Regions from separate parts of the Homo sapiens genome. Here region 2 is linked to region 1. Evidence: chromatin loops called from intact Hi-C (ENCODE). Cell type or tissue: CD4-positive, alpha-beta T cell. All regions are shown on one strand. Each heading gives the region's core, and the rest is flanking DNA. Links, peaks and the distances in the headings are about the cores only.

Region 1 (5,385 bases), core at 172-5,171:
ATGAGGCTATTGCTTAAGTCTCTTCTCCTAGACTGTGGGCAGCTCAAGAGCAGGAGTCTTGTCTAACTCTGTGAATCCCAGCTCTGATAACAGCCTAGTACACAAATAAACCAAAATATAAGCATACTACTTATCTACTTGAGAGCCTCTTGATTAGGGCCATGATTGCAGGACATAATAATAAACATTTATGGGACACTTCAAAAGAAAACATAATCCTCATGCCAGCACTGGGAAGGAGGTACTATTATGATCTTCATTTTACAGACTAGGAAACTGCAGCAGAAAGAAAAAAGCTAAGTAATGTGCCCAAGGTCAGGAACTGGATTTGAGTTGAGAGCTGCTTGACTTCCAAGCTTGCATTGTGAAGGTGAGCATGAACTCCTTGAGGGCTGCAATTTTAAAGTTAGAACCAAGTTTGACTCTGGACAACCACAGAGAGGAACAAAAAAATGAACATTTTACTGGACAATGCAATATGCCAGGTTCTGGTGCCAGGTGCTTAACATAACTCAGGTAGTCCTCAGAACAACCTGGTTGTTCCGTTTCACAGATGAGAAAACGGAGGTTTAGAGAGACTAAGTGAGTTTCCCAAAGTCTACTGGGAGAGCCAAAACTGGGTATAATTCCACAATTCATCAACTTTCCACTATTACTAAGCTGCTGGGCCTCAGTTCTCTCATTTGAAAAGATGGAGTCCAGCTCAGCTTTTTTTTTTTTTAAACAACATTAAGTGTGTGCTTATTGTGTGCCAGGCACTGTGCTAAGAACTTCACATTTATTATGTAATTTCATCCTCATAACATTCCCTGAGGTGCTATATACTATTAGTATTATTTCTACTTTACAAATAGAGAAACTGAGGCTCAGACAGACATATGTTGTTACACAGCGACTCTGAGGCCCAGCCCGAGTTTAACTGAAGCTTGTTAGAATCATAAGCCAGACTCTTGCCTATTTTCCTGTGCGGCCTCCAGCAGTCTCTGGCAGCCTTTGGAGTGAGGACATCCTGTGTTCCTCCAGAATCAGAACAAGGCTGGGATGGACGTGGGATGAGTTCCTCAGTGCGTGGGCCTCTCTTCCTTTGGATTTCAAAGACTCACTTCAGTGAAGTCCTGTCAAAGTCAAAAGGTGACATTGAATGGACAGTCGGCCCAGGCTCAGAGTCCAGTCCTGGCACCTCAAGGGCTTGGCTATTTCCTCTGATCCTGTTGTCAAGGCAACCTTGGATCCCTTTGTGGTTCTGTGGTTATTCTCCCTCTTGTGTCCTTGTCTTCCTACGGTTTCAAGAGAATACTTTAGAGACAGCGGCTCCAAATGGCCTACTTGTCACTGATTGAAGGAGATGCTGACTTGAGATAAAAACAGTTCCTAGGACCCTTCAAGGCCTCAACTAGAAAAGGCAATTCTCTGTAAACACGTTGAGGGCAGAGGTTGTCTGTCTTATCATAGCTGTACCCCAGCACCTCACAGGATGCCTGGAACAGAGTAGGTGCTCAGTTAACATTAAGCAAATACATGAATGAATGAATGAATGAACTGATTATGCAAACGAGCTCCCTAAGCTTTTCAGGGGTTGAAAAACTGGGGCAGAGTGATGGGCTAAGATATGTGGCAGAACTAAGAATAAAAGTGCATGTGTGTGTGTGAGTGTGGGTCCCACGGCAAAGGCTCCACAACCCCTGTGATGCATTGGCCTGTGTACCTCCACCTCTCCTCTCCACGTCTTGTGAGCTAGAGCTGTTGGTTGGGTATAGACAGTTCCTGCCCACGCCAGGCTAAAGAAGCAATCTCTCTCTCTTTCTCTTCCTCCCACCCCCGTAAATTGTGGCAAAATACACATAACACAAAATTTACCATCTTAAGCATTTTTAAACGTATGTTGATGTTATTATGCAACTAATCTCCAGGACTCTTCATCATGCAAAGCTATCTCTTTAATCTTGTGTCCATCCCAATTTTACCTACTATTTTGAATTTTAGCTACAAATAGACCCTGGGTTTTGACCTCTGTATTGAGTCTTAGTGTGTTACAGGACAGTATTGGCGACCAACAAATGTTCACTGGGTAATTGATCTTACTCTGTGTTTTATTTTTTTCCTGCGTGCTTCAATTTCTCGGTTTACAAGCAATTTTGGCTTTGTGATGCATCCCACAATTACAAGAACTTCTTCACCGCCCTCTAGTGGTAAAGATGAAGATGTGACACTCAGAATAACCATTCGCCTTTCCTGCTGATGTTGAACATGGCCCCTTTTTTTCTGATAACTCGCTGGACTTTATATAATCCAAAATTGTGATTGCTCCAAAGTTGGCAGTTCATCCTCACTTTACAGATAAAGTTGACCTGTAGAACAGTGCTTCTCAAATTGGCTGGCGAAGAACCAGTTTTTAAAAGAATTTTAATCTGCAAACCAATCCATTGTACAATAAAAATGAATTATTAATACTGGACACATTACATTAAAAAACAAAGATATACAAAATTGAACCAAATTTTATTATCATATTCAACAGACAAAATTGCATTTCAATAAATATAATCAGAATAAACATAACGGGAAAAATAATTGCAAAATCTGTACATGTTTATTGAATGTGTGTATTATATGATTAATATATAAATTGCTATTGCATTTATAATTTTTGTTGTTCTGCAATTATAACTAAATGAAAAATTTTGAGTAAAATAGTGTTTCTCTACTTTGAATGAACACCATGCATATAAATATTGAGCATTCTTAATGGACAAATACACAAGTTATGGCTTGCCAACCTATCTAACCCAGCCAGAATGGACTATAATGCTACTTGCAAAGTAGAATGTGTGATGAGATTGCTTCTATTTTTGTTGTTGTTGTTGTTGTAATTTAATAAAGAATAATTATTTTATTTATTTGTTTACTTATTTATTTATTTTAGAAATGGGATCTCACTGTGTCACTGAGGCTGGAGTGCAGTGGCAAGATCATAGCTCACTGAAGCCTCCTGGGCTCAAGCGATCCTCCCGCCTCAGGACTGCCCCCCTCCGCCACCCCCATCCCCTGCCTGTAGCTAGGAAGGACTGCAGGCACGTACCACAGCACCTGGCTTCTATATTTTGTTTTAATAAGAGGTTAGTGGAGAACCAGTCTCACAGAGCTTTGTTAACGGGAAAGGAAAAAGAGATTTTAAGACAATTTTAGGAAGCTCAGGATTTCCATCTTTCACTTTTATTCAAAATGAAGCAAATGATTCTGTATTTTCAAAATTCGTCAATTATTCAATTGCCAGTTCCAACAGTTTATCCTGTAGAGTTAAATTGTCTTTCAATGAAAGCAACAGATTATGGATCTATGAATTTCCCATGCACGAATCTTCTTTTGATGGAAATAAAATGTAAATGTCCCATAACTTGTTTGACCATAACATTTTACAGATATGCAATATCAAGATTATCACTAACATCACTGATAATTGTTGCTAAACTATGGGGCATGTTGTAACAGTCTCTGGATATTCTGTTCTTCCAAGCTTCTGTCATTTTTGCCCTTCAATCTTCTTTGCCATTGAAAATCATGCTGCATTTTTTCTCCCTGCTTAGAAGTAGTAAAAGCATTTAAAATGCCAAAAATATCACACAAAGAAGCATGCCTATTGTCCCAAACCACATTGGGACCTTATAAAGATGTTTGTTTTACTTTCTAGGAACACTAAGAGTTTGTTTCACAGTCAAACATTCCTAATAGTACTTTTCTCTTCAGTAAGCATCGTATCTCACCTACAACAGTTGTTTATGATCAGCTTCCATATGAACACATATTATAATAAAGAGAATAATCTCGAATTTCATGCATTATCCTTTGCATAACTATTTTTTTGCTATGTAACTACACAACTAGACACTGTTTAATTCAGCTAACATTTTTTCATTGTAAAACTTTCCTGATTAAAAAAAGCAGTGCATTGATTTACATTCTTCAAACTTAGTATGCTTTTCTGTCAATGAAGCTGCACATTAAAGCATCTTCCTACAGCAGTCTTAAACCACATTCCTTGACAGTGTAATCCTTTATAGTTTTATACATTTAGGACTAGTTGTGCTTGTCATCAATGAAACTGAAAAAAATTCTTCCACTATGTTTGAATTGCATATATACTACATTAATTGTCATTTTAGCAGTATGTGGGCATTCAATAACTTGCAATGAAAACGACTTTGCTAGCCGTGTATCTGTGAGTTAATCTGCCATGTCATTAGCTAGTTACTGAATTCGTCTAGTTATGAAAAACGACATTTGAGTTACTTTATTTGCCACAGTCACCCATAATTTCAAAGATCTTTGATACAGTCTTGTGCTAAAGTCTTCTTTTTTAAATTTTCGCATCCCCAAATGCTGCTTTATAAGATGCTCATACATTACTAATGTTTATATGTGAAATATTGAACATCTGTTCTTATGAGTTTTTTAAATTCAACATTCTTTCAAGGTATTCTTTAGGTTTTGAATTTACTTCTTTTGTTTTCTATGTAAATGCTACATAAGGTTGATGGTCTTATGAGCTTTATTAGCTAGCATATCTCTACAAATAACATACTATAGTTTTAGAATATTAGTGTCAATTATGGCTACAAAACTGAACTCAATATGTGAGGAATTATACTTCTGAGTAAAACTAGTACAAACTCTTTTCGTAGTAGTTTAATTTCCTTGGAATCACTTCCATAGACATCATCTGTTTTACTATTGGTGCTGCTGTGCATTAGCAAAGGTGTGTCTTTTCTTGATGAAAACAAGTCTAGTGAAGTTTGCTTTGTCACCTCTAAATTACAGTTAAAAATTATTATGAAAGTCTGCTTCCTAATTTAGCTAATATTTTTGTTATTTATTTTTTCAATTTGAAAGCAATCACTGTTTATTAACTGATCAGATTACAGAAATAATTGTGGCACACACCATAGTTCATCCTTCTAAGGAGCTTTTTGATCTGGTTGTCCCTGTTGCCAGCATCTCCACCTTCTACAAAATAGGTGGTCTTTTCCTTCATTCCTCCTCATGGAGAAGATAATTTGAAAGGCCTGAGGAAGTTATTTGCTTCTTTGAAGCATTTTCCAACAGCACAGACCTCATGAATCAGATCCTCTGCACAGATGATTCCATATTTACCAAGAGATCAAGCCATCAAAGTGTTATCTGTCAAGACAATTTGCTTCATATTGATTTTGCTGTAACCACACTTGGAGACTAGTTCATTTACTGAATTCAGGTTCGGAGACTCTCATGCAATATATGGTTCTACAATCCTCAGCATGTAAATTGAAGCACTGTTGAACTTAACAAAGTTTCTGATGAAGATCTGACAAGGCAAAGAAGCTGCCACACCTTTCGGACCCTTGGGCTGCC
Region 2 (5,385 bases), core at 157-5,156, 660 kb before region 1:
CTCTTTGAGACTGCTGGCTGCCTGCCGTCAGCAAGACATTGCTTTCCAAGCCACTGTGGTTGTGGTTAGAGTTCACTAACACTGAAAGCTTGACCGAAATCACCCTTCTCTTGCTGTACAAAGGGGGCTTTTTCTCCCTGTCTAGCCATGCACATGACCTGATGAGTGAGGTCTCCTGCTCCCTCCCTTCCCGCCCAGTGGTCCTATCTCAGCTACTGATAATAATCTGATCTTGAAGGGCTGGAGAAGACCCTTTCCAATTTGAGAACAAGTTAGAATCCAGCAGAGGGGCCTCAGCACACCTGGCACTTGCACAAAGCTTCTAAAATTGCTTTTGTGATCTTATCTCCTTTTCTCTTTCTCTCCAGAGAGAGAGGAGAGAGAGAGAGGAGGAGTCACACTGTGTGTGATGATGGCAGGGGTACAATGGCAAGCCAGATCTAGAGAGCCAGGCCTGGATTCTTCCCAGGATGCCCCACTGCTCAGTGGAGAAGAAAGGACATCACTGGGCTTGCCAAAGGCCACTTGGCAGCCAGAGGCCCAGGGGAGGACAGTAGAAAAGCCTACCTCTAAAGAGGCCTGGATTCCAGTCCCATCCCAGACCCTAATGAAAATGAGGCAACAAGTGTCAGCTGCTTAGCACTGCCCAGCAAGGGCTCAGTAAAGGGCAAGGCTATCACTATCACTTGAATTTGACAAATCCCCAAATCCCCAACTCCCCAATCCTCTCTGAGCCTCAAGTGTCCTTAGCTATAAAATGTGGTGCGGCAGAAGGAGGGGGTAGAGAAGCATTTCCCAAGCTTCAAGCATTCTTATACCACCTGCACAGCTTTTACCCTAGCTTCTTAACTGCTGTACCCTTATTCACTTAGTACTTTACTTTAGACCATCTTTAAATCAGCTTTATTAAATTCAACTTTATTTTAAATAATTATATCATGAACTCATGCTAGTTATGTTTTTTCTATTATATGCTAAATGCTGTTAAAACAGATATATTTAAGCAAACCTAAATAATAATGTGTACCACCTAAAATAATCTCTCATGCCACACTCTGGAAAACACAAGACTCAACAAGCAATAAGGGCCCTCAGGCTCTTGCTATGGCTCCAGCTTTAAGGCCTCATCCATGGAGACCACAGTTCTGATCCAACAGGCAGCCTCAGAAATCTGCCTGTGCTCCAAAGACAATACCAGAACTGGGAAGGGGGTGGCAGAGTTTAGATGGGCCAAAGTGGGGTCACCAACCTTGGGGATGGTCTCGCTCACAGCATAGCTGGCCTTGTCACTGACCCACACCTTCTCCCTTGGGGAGAGGTCAGCACACAGGGCCTTGAGCTCGCTCAGGATGGACTTGTAGGGATGCACCTGGATCCTGTATTCGGCTTCCAGACCCAAGTCAAGAAGCAGGTGCTCCTTCACACTGGGGGCGTCTATGCGGTCACCATCAATGAAGAGCCTGCAGATGGAGGAGAGGTGGGTGGCAGAAAAAGGAGGGAACATGAGTGAGAGGTGGCAACACAGACACACATACACATCAGGCTCTGTTTCCTGGCAACCAAAACCAAGCCCCTTTTCTCTCCTCCCCACTCCTTTCCCAAATCCTGCCCTCCAAGGTGCATTCCCTGCCCCCATCCACCCAATCTGCCAAGCCAGAAATCTGGGCAGTGTCCTCCTTCACTGATGACCCTCTTCCCGTCCTTCATTAAGACCTTGGGACCCACAGCCTAAATCTCCATCTAATCTGTCCAGCTCATCTACAGCCTCGCCCAGTCACCACTCAGGTTCAGGTCCCACCATCTCTCACTTGGGTTAGTGCCACAGCCTCTAAGTCTTTCCCCATCTACCGATGTTTCAGTCATAATATTCTTTACAACTTGTACATCTAACATGTGGTTCCCTCTGAAAAATTCGTTCAATAGCTTCCCACTATTCTTGTTCAGAAAAAGAACCCAAGCTCCTGAATGTGGCCCACAAGGCCTCTCTTTTCTGTGGCCCCTGCTCACATTCTGGCCTCACTATGTTCTGACCTCACTGAACCACTTCAGGTCCTCCACATGCACTGTGCTCTCTACTGTCCAGAGTCTCTGAAAATGCTGTTCCCTCTGCTTGGATCATGGTTCCCCGCCCCTCCTCACCCTGCCATTCACCTAACTCACCCACATTTATCCTTACTCTCTGCTTCAAAATATTACTTTCCCCAAGAGTCTGCTCTGATCTCCAAGTCTAGGTCAGGCCCCTCTCGTAACACCTGTATCTGTCCCACAAGCAGACTGGTGCCCACTTATGTGCCCAAATACTTTAGAAAGAGGACATGCTCATCTCCCCAACTCCAGCCAAGGACCCCGTCCTGTTTCAGTCACCCTAGCACCTAACAGAGACCCTTAGCACATCACCAGCACTTAATAAATGTGTTGTCTTAATGCAAAAAGCTATTGAAATAGAACAGTAATGAAAAGAAGGCCACACGAAATGCTTTGAAAAAATAAACTGACAATTCAACAAAGCGTAGTTGGAGGGGTTTTCCCATATTATTTTTGACCTTCAAAATGACTGGGTTTATTTGCATTGTGGACCCAGAATTGTATAATTGAGCATATATACCCCTTAACACTGGCTGCTAGAAAACTTGACATCAAATGGGTGGCCCGAACTATAGACACTTTCATGCGTTTCAAACCATTTTGGGGGCTCAAAGAGAGGCAGGATATAAATAAACACCTACTGCTAAGGAAAACAAGAAGGGAAAATGTTAAAAGGGCAAGAAAAAAGAAGCACATCAGTGAAATATCAGGCAGTGATGGGTGGGCCAGGACCAGAAAGGGCACACTAGGGCTCTGAGGAGCTCTGGAAGGGAGTTCCAGATGCAGGGCAAACACTCACATGATCGTCTCTAGTCCTATGATTGCGTAGGAGAAAAATACTGGATTGTGCTCCACATCTGATCCTCGGAGATTAAATAGCCCTAGAAAAGAAATCAAAATCCCTGTCACCTGTCTGACTTAAGATGTTAAGGGGTCGCTTGTAGCGGGAGGGAAGAGCTTCAGCTTGGAGTCCAGCTGCTGCGCAAGGATTCAGTGGAATCGCACAGAAAGGCTGGAAGCCTGACTCCCGTCTGGTTCCACCTCTGAGCTGCAATTGCTCATGTCCACCACGTGATGGCACCAGAGCTGTTTCTCAGGCTTCCACATCACTGCCCGGAGAAGGGAATAAAAGCTATTAGTTGAAATCCTGAGAACTGCCCCCACAAGGAGTTGAAATGATCCGCCTAGTGGTGACCTGCCAGGCCTGGCCTTGAAGCCGACAAACCTCTGGCGCTCCCAAATAAAAAGGAAGGAGACGAGCACTCTCTCCCTTCTGAGGCAGATGACCTAGGGTAGAAAAACTGAGACCCTCCCACAAGGGAAGCCAGGCAAGCCTCCTCTGTAAGGGTCAGTGAGCCCCATGGAGACGGAGCTTCCTGTCAGAGGTGGAAAGAAAAGCAGTGAGTCAGCAAGGCTGCAGCTCACCAATGAAATCAGAGCCTGCAGCCCACCCATGGGTCTGCTCTGGCACCACGACTGGGTGGGGGACCTGCGGACAGCCAGTAACAGTGATGTTGCTGAACGTCTGAGAACTAGACAGACCAGGAGAGAGCACAGTTCTGGTCCCAGGACTTCCAGCTTCCGTCACTTGTTCTCATGAGGATCAGAGCAAAAAAACGCCTGGGCATTAAAAGTATAACCTCTATTTTAAAATAATGGCTTCTTAAAGTGATGAGGCACCATTTTTTACCTATCATACTAGCACTTCTTTAAAAATGACAGTACCTGGTGTTCAGGTGTGGCAAGACAGACAAATTCAAATACAAAGGTGCAAACTTTCTGGCAGACAAAGGGCAAGATGAGTCAAAAGCCCTAAAAGCCAACCAGAAATAGGAAGAAAATTATCAAACACTAAGACATGGATTCATGAACCAAGATTTTGATGGTAGCATCATAATAAATTACAGGATTACTGCAAATAACCCAAAGGTCATCCTTAGGGAAACAGTTAAATAAATTATGGTATAACCACATGATGGAGTATTTAATACTCACTTAAAATTATGCTTGTATATGCTTATAGTGTACTGATACAGTGAAAAAATCAGGCTATAAAATGATATATGCATAGAATATTGACACTGATTATCTCTAAGTAACAGAATTTATACGTGATTTTTTTTTTCTTCTTTTTACTTCCTCTGCATTTTCCAAGTTTTCTATCATGGGATTGTGTTTTTGTTACAATCAGGGAGAGAGAAAAGTTTTACAGGTGTTTTTCTCTGACGTTGAGATCATTAAGTTAATTAGGGATGTAAGTCACTGACACACTTGACAATGTTTTGTGGATGGAAGATGCAGGGACTGAAGAGAGAGGACACTGCAGTAGGGTCTCATTCTCTAGTGAGAAGGCAAAAAGATAAAGCAGTGCCTCTTCTCAGTTGCCCTGGGTCAAATCCACTCAGAAACCAGAAGACAGGACAGGAAGGTTCAACCAGATTCCGTCAGGTTTTAGATGAAAGAAGGTGCTGAACAACTGCATGAAGGTGGGTTAAGGTCCAAAGACTGAGAAACTACTATTACATCAAAGGGCTTGGGGAGGAACTTTTAGTTCCTAGTTTTCTGAGGTAGAAATGCTCCCAGAACATTCTCACTATAAAGACCTTAGGAAACCACAGGACAAGTGTAAAGAAAGAAGGCCTCTCCTATGAGCCCACTTCTACACCTACAGAGGCTGACAGACATAAAATATTTGTAGGAAATGCCCTTCCTCAGAGGTGCCATGGTCCTGAGGGACTGGCCAGAGGTGGGCATCACCCAGCTGTAATACTGCTCTGGACAAGCCTCACTCCCCTCCCCAGCTCCCTGTAATTCTTTCTCCTTCATCCTAGTTGGCATCTCCTATACCCATTTGGTGACGTAGTCTTCTTCTTATTCCCTGGCCACTCAGAAAGTTGAATGGCATGAACACACAGATACCCAGAGACCCAAAGGAGAGATCGGGTAACATGCCCAAACAGCGAAACCAGAGCACTCACACGCAATCTCATCCAAGGCAGTGACCACAAACCACATGACGTTCCTCTCAGCCATTTTCAACCGAAGGTCTGCAACCTTGTCCTTCCAGGAGATGCCTGCAAGAAACAAATGTGCTTTAACTCCAGCCCTGGTCCCAGAAAGCAGTAGGAACCCAGTGAAAGAACCTACCCTAAACATCTTTAATCAGCACCATTTCTTACAGGAGCACGCTACTTAAACAGGCAGGAGGCCTGGATTCAAGCCCTATACAAGAAGTGTCCAAGCCACTTGACTGTCGTGAGCCTTGATTGCCTCACCAGTAAAATTCATTCATTTACGCAT

Evidence for each region. Peaks named below come from ENCODE experiments on the same cell type or tissue, not always from the same donor. Only the 100,000 strongest peaks of a DNase experiment are listed, where the experiment ranks them.
Region 2: it touches region 1 in a loop (4-fold over the local background); 5 of 110 quality-filtered maps call a loop at or near these places.

The regions. Positions count from the first base shown.
Region 1 is chr10:110,545,173-110,550,557 of GRCh38, forward strand. It overlaps the pseudogene RPL7P35. Among named protein-coding and RNA genes, the nearest start is that of SMC3, 20 kb to the right of the region's middle. In CD4-positive, alpha-beta T cell, for the core only: CTCF peaks have their summits at 2,212 (motif pointing left) and 2,413; a DNase peak (open chromatin) is centred at 2,179.
Region 2 is chr10:109,881,183-109,886,567 of GRCh38, forward strand. XPNPEP1 (X-prolyl aminopeptidase 1) reads right to left here. Exons shown (of 21, transcript NM_020383.4): 8 at 5,064-5,159; 9 at 2,885-2,966; 10 at 1,250-1,460. Among named protein-coding and RNA genes, the nearest start is that of XPNPEP1, 40 kb to the right of the region's middle. In CD4-positive, alpha-beta T cell, for the core only: a CTCF peak has its summit at 3,157 (motif pointing right); a DNase peak (open chromatin) is centred at 3,169.